Linked DNA regions of Mus musculus: region 1 is linked to region 2. A link is a loop called in an ENCODE intact Hi-C map of the cell type or tissue named here. Cell type or tissue: gastrocnemius. All regions are shown on one strand. Each heading gives the region's core, and the rest is flanking DNA. Links, peaks and the distances in the headings are about the cores only. Region 1 overlaps Cachd1 (cache domain containing 1). Region 2 overlaps 0610043K17Rik (RIKEN cDNA 0610043K17 gene).

What was found. Peaks named below come from ENCODE experiments on the same cell type or tissue, not always from the same donor. Only the 100,000 strongest peaks of a DNase experiment are listed, where the experiment ranks them.
Region 1: a loop joins it to region 2, with 12 times the contacts of the local background. A loop is called at or near these places in 3 of 42 quality-filtered maps.

What each region holds. Positions count from the first base shown.
Region 1 is chr4:100,997,123-101,000,036 of GRCm38, reverse strand. The region is part of intron 26 of Cachd1 (cache domain containing 1); the gene reads right to left. Among named protein-coding and RNA genes, the nearest start is that of Raver2, 70 kb to the left of the region's middle. In gastrocnemius, for the core only: a CTCF peak has its summit at 1,739 (motif pointing left); DNase peaks (open chromatin) are centred at 820 and 1,727.
Region 2 is chr4:101,365,800-101,368,713 of GRCm38, reverse strand. 0610043K17Rik (RIKEN cDNA 0610043K17 gene) reads right to left here. Exons shown (of 4, transcript NR_040640.1): 2 at 1,575-1,724. Among named protein-coding and RNA genes, the nearest start is that of E130102H24Rik, 11 kb to the right of the region's middle. In gastrocnemius, for the core only: a CTCF peak has its summit at 1,237 (motif pointing right); a DNase peak (open chromatin) is centred at 1,233; H3K4me3 peaks cover 171 bases; H3K27ac peaks cover 710 bases.

The sequences.
Region 1 (2,914 bases), core at 223-2,722, 370 kb after region 2:
CCAGGCTAGCCTGGAACTCACTAAATAGCCCAAAATCCTCCTGCTGTGCTTCATGTGCTGGGGTTAAAGATGGTCACTGCTTTGCCTGGCTAGCCAATATTTCTTATTTGCTGCCTCTGCACTCCTAGCATGGAACACAGTGCCTCACACAAAGGAGATAGTTCACAGCAAAACCAGCCAGGTCCGCAGGTACAGATCTGTTAAAGGCATCTTAGAAACTGAGGCAGGAAGATACAGGCTCAAGGCTGGTCTGGGCTACAGAGCAACTTCAAGGCCAACTTGAGCAACTTAGATTCTGTCTCAAAATAAAGTTAAAAAGGGCCAGGAAGATACCTCAGTGGGAAACCACTTGCTTGGCATATACAAGGCTTTAGGATCAGTCCCCCAAACTCTAAAAAACAAGCAAGCCTTCGCACACTATAACTCCCCAAGTCATGACATCAATGTGTCTTCTCTTCCCCGTCGCTTTCCCTAGCATGCCAAACACTAGTCTCATATAATTAGGAAGATTTGGAAATCCATTTTTTTTCCTATTCAATAGTTTTTAGTCCAGAGATTTTCTATAACTATTTGCCTCATTGTGTTTGGATTTGAGATTTCCCCAGAGGCTGTTGTGTTGGGGGCTTGGATATTGTTTATTGTGCTTTGGGAAGGGGCTCAACCAAGATGGCTCCAACCTCATCTGTGGACTGATCCCTTGATACATTCAAACCATGCAGCATTAGTGGGAGCAGGTCGGAAGTAGGTGGTGGGGTCCAGTTAGAGGAAGTATGCACCTGGAGGCTCGCCCTGGAAAGATATACCTCACCCACCATGAGGCCATCACTGTTTGCTTGGCCGGGGCCCAGAAATAGCATGCATGGCTAGCTAAGCATAGACTGAGACCCGTTAAACTGTGAGCCAAAAATACGTTTCCCTCTCTGAGGTGGCTTCTCCCAGCATCTGCAAGTGATGAGAAGTGTGCACCGACATGACTCATTCACTCCACACTTTCCGAGTATTTAATTACATGAATGGGAATCCCCAGGGCACAGCCAGTGGCAGAGCAGCAGGTAAAACAATGCATGCCCTTTTCTTTCTCTTTAAGCCTGCTTTTGTGGGTGTATGTGGTAGTCGTGTGAGTATGGGTGTGCACGTGTGGAGGTCGAAGGACAATCTCTAGTGTTGGTCCTTACCTCCTCCTTTGCTAGAGGCAGGGTCTCATTTGCTGCTGTATACACCAGTCTAGCCCTCCCACAGGCTCCTGGGGATTCTCCCATCTCCACCTCCCATTTCACGATGGGAAAGAACTCTGGGCTTATAGATGGGGCTTTTGTGCCTGGCTCTGTGTGGGTTCTGTGGAAACTCAGGTCCTCACTCCTTGTGCAGCAAGCGCTTTGCAAACTACAGAGCCTTCTCCTCAGCCCACAGACACATTTTCTCATCCAACAAATAACCATTTACTCGATGCCAGGCAGTTGTGCTGTGTACTGAGAACTGCGAGGGATCACGGAAAAAAATGTTATCTGAACACAAAGGACCTCTGGCAGCAATTGCAAAGGCATATGTAGAAAAGCATCTATGGAGATAGCCTCAAGTAAGATCCACACTTTAGGAATGAGGCCAGGCACCCATGAGGAATAGAAGACCAAACTTGGCTTCTGTAGTTTAGCATTCTGCTTATGTGTTTATGTTCCACTTCCTGAGACACTGTTACTTGGGAAAACCCAAGGTTCCTTCAGGGACTCACTCGCCATCTAGTGGCCACAGGCAGTAACTTCAGGAGAATAGTTCCAAAATATGTCTGCTTTTGACTAGGTTTTTGTTCATCATTCAAGGATGAGGGAGAAATCCCATTTTCAAAAAGAAAAGGTTGCCTAGCGATTGCACACACACACACATACACACATGCACGCGCATACACACTCAAGGAAAAATTATCTGTCTAAACTCGGCTGTGAAGTTTCTAATGAGGAAGTAACAGCAATATAAACTCACAAGGGGCAAATAAACACATGCTGGCTGCTTTTTTCAACTTAAAAATAATCCAGCAGATACCAGACAGAACTTGCTGTTTTCAAGAGAAATATGAGACAAAGCAGACAGACACACGGTTACAAAGCTGTTTAGTAAGTAGCTCAACTTGAAAGGCTCATATGCTGCCGACAAGAACAAACACTTTTAAGTTGTCTTGGGATATTGATGAAAGTGGGGTTGGGGTATTCGCAACACAAGAGTATTTGCCTAGCATGCACCAGATCCTAGTTTTCATTCCCAGCACCAAAGGTATAAAACCTTATGCTTTAAAACATGTCCTCACGAACTATCTCTAACAAGTTTCCAAGCAATCGAAATTTTCATTCTAGGAACATCATCACTATGCAGCTTACCAGGGGCCTAGGTGTTTAGCACTCTAGCATACGCATGCGTGTGTGCACACACACACACATGCACGCACGCACACTCAGCATAACGTAGAAGCCTGGCACTGCTTTCTCCTGAGCTCCAGCCCTTCCTTGGATCATGAACTACTTTCCCTTTCTCCTTTGTTCACTCCAGGAGTCTCTCTCCTTCCCCCATGTATGGATCTATGAACACATCTGCGCGTCATTTCTGGGTTCCCCTAGAGTATTAGCAGGGAGGAGAGAGCACAGGTGCAACCCCCCCCCCCCTGCTCCCACCGTCCCATGCCCTTTAATCTTCAAGGACTTTACCAGGTAGAAATTTTATTCCTGTTATTTATGTATGTATTTATTTTCGAGACAGAGTGTCCCTGTGTAGCCCTGGCTGGCCTGGAACTTGCTGAGGAGTAGATCAGGTTAGCCTCCACATAACAGGATCTGCCTGTCCCCGCATCTAGAGTTCTGGGATTAGATGTGTATTACCACAGCTGGCCATTCTACTTTTAAGAATCAGGAAACTAAGGACTAAAGTA
Region 2 (2,914 bases), core at 245-2,744:
TAGAGGAAGGCCAGTGTGGGAGGATGGGAGTGGGTGGGTGGGGGAGCACCTCATAGAGGCAGGGGGGAAGGGGGATGAGATAGAGGGTTTCTGAAGGGGAGAACTGGAAAGGGGAAAACATTTGAAATGTAATTAAAGAAAATATCAAAAAAAAAGAAAAAGAAAAAGAAAAGAAAAAAGAAAGCCACCTATAAAGTGCTAAAGTCCTCAAATGTATGACCTAAGCATTCTTCACCCTCTTTCTCTCCTCCTCCTCTTCCTCTTCTTCCCCACCCTCCACCTTCCCCATCTCTTTCACTCCCTTCCTCTTCCCCTTATTTCTCTTCATCTCATATACTCTAGGCAGTCCTCAAACTCACTATATATTATCCAAGGATGACCTTGAAATTCTTACCTCCCTGCCCCGGTCTCCTGAGTGCTGGCATTACAGGCTTGTACCCCCACACTCAGTTTATGAAGTACTGGAGATGGGACTCAGAGCCTTATCATGGAGGCAGTCACTCCATCCACTGAGCTACATTCCCAGGACACTCATCACTCTCTTAGCAAATAGTCTGTGGTCTTTACTATGGTAAGTGTGGCAGCTACAAAACAATGAACACTACTGACCAGGACCTTGCATTTTGGAGCTTCTATTTTTTTTTAAGATTTATTTATTTGTATGTGCATTTATGGTTTGCCTGCATGTATGCCTGTGGGAGGGTGCCAGAACCTCTGGAACTGGAATTACAGACAGTTGTGAGCTACCATGTGGATGCTGGGAATCAAACCTGGGTCCTCTGGATCAGTGAGTGCTTTAAAATGCTGAGCTATCTCTCCAGCCCTGGAGCATCTATTCTTGAAGTATGAAGCCAGCTACAGATGGATGGATAAATGGTTGGGTGGATGGATCAACAGAGGAATGAATAGTTGAATCAGTGGCTGGATTGATGGATAGAGAAACAGGTAGATAGGTGGGTAGGTGAACACATAGATAGATAGATAGATAGATAGATAGATAGATAGATAGATAGATAGAAAGATGATGGATAGATGGATTAGATAGGTAAAACAAAGTACTAAGAAATTAAATTCTCTGTAGATTTAAAAGAATGACAACACACACACACAGAGAGGGAACGGACATACACACACACAGACACACATACGGACACAAACACTCTAGGACTACATAAAGAAACTGTCTCAAAACAAGACAAAACAAAAGGAGGGTGACGGCAATGAATGACTAAACCACAAGAGGGAGCCAGTCATGCAAAGACCAGAGGGAGGAGCTTTTTAGATTTTTTTTTTTTTTTTAAACTGTCCTGAGCCCTTGAAATCCTCCTCTATTCATTCCCTCTTCCCTCTTCACTTAGATTTTCAGGAACAATAGAACTTTGTTAGCCATTTGAATCCAGCTCTCCATTTTACTATTCTTATACCTTTTGCAGCTGGTTGTAGCTGGCAAACACACACATATAAGCACATACACGCAGAGAGACACACAGAGAGAGACGCAGGAACACAGACATGTCACACATGCACACACGCATGCACGCACACACAGTGAGCTCACTTTAACCACGCCGTACCTGTCCGGTTTCCCAGCTGACACAATGTATTTCTCAATGAGTTTCCGTTCTCTCTTCTCCCCATCCACTCCTCGGCTGGTGACCTCACCACTTTCCTCTTCTGCTGTAAGCCCATACTCCCAGTGTTCTCAAGGTGGAGCTAGCAGGACCCTGTCCAAACAAACAGACACTGAGACTCAGTCTTTCCATGTCTAGGCTCCATATGTGTTCTCCCACTTCAGTCCCGCCCCAGAACACCAGGAATCTTAGTCTCCATCCACCATGAAAACTCAAAACCCCAAACCAGCAAGCCCTGCCTCTCTGTCCCCAAGGCTCCCTCTATCAGATCATTTCCCTCAGTGTAATGACACTGCTGTCACTCCAGCCACTTAAAAACAAGCAAGTGTCACCTCTGGCTCTCCTCCCTGCACTGATTACATCTTATTTCCCTGTAACCAGTCCAGCCTATCAGGTGTCTGAGTTACCTCTTCTAATTTTTCTTTTGTTCTCTCTGGAGTTCTTCCCTCACTCGACCTTGTGACTTGGGAACTGGAATAAGGAGACCCAGTTTCAAGGGGAAAAAAAAATCCCATTCAGATGATCACGTGACACCATTGGCCGAGACTGGCTGTTTAACCACCCCTTCCCTACCAACAAAGCAAAACCTTCCAGTCAAGAAAAAGTAATGAAGCAATTTGAAGTTAGGGAACAGGTGTCAGAGGGCCTGAAATGAGAGCAACACTACCTGTACTATAAGAATGAGTGAGTTCACCTCCACCCCTCCTCCCCTCCATCTCTTTATCCCTCCATCCCTCCATCTCTCCATCCCTCCATCTCTCCATCGCTCCATCATTTTCCTTTTTCAATCCCGAGTCTACCATCTCCCAGCATGTCTACGCAGGCTGTCTGAATGGGTATCAGGCAGACCTGTTCATCCTTTAGGAAAAAGGCCAGTGTGATGCACAGGGATCTTCATTTAATATGTTCTTAACTCTGACGTTAATGAAACCACAAATAACTTCGCCCTAACTAGGAATCGGCGTCGGAGGAAGAGACATTGCCAAACAAAATCCACTTATTGTAAGATGAACAACGTTGCCCATTTGTGGTCATTTAAACATATTTATAAAATTGTATTTATATTTACTAATTTGTGAGTATATGTTATATGGCAGTATTCATTTGGATGTGTGCACACATATGTATGTGCACACCCTTGGAGGCCAGAGGTTGACAATGGGTATCCCTGGGTACTGTCTTTTTTTTTTTTTTTTTTTTTTTTTGAGGCAATGTTGCTTACTGAACCAGGAGCTCATTCACACACACACACACACACACACACACACGCACATGCACACGCG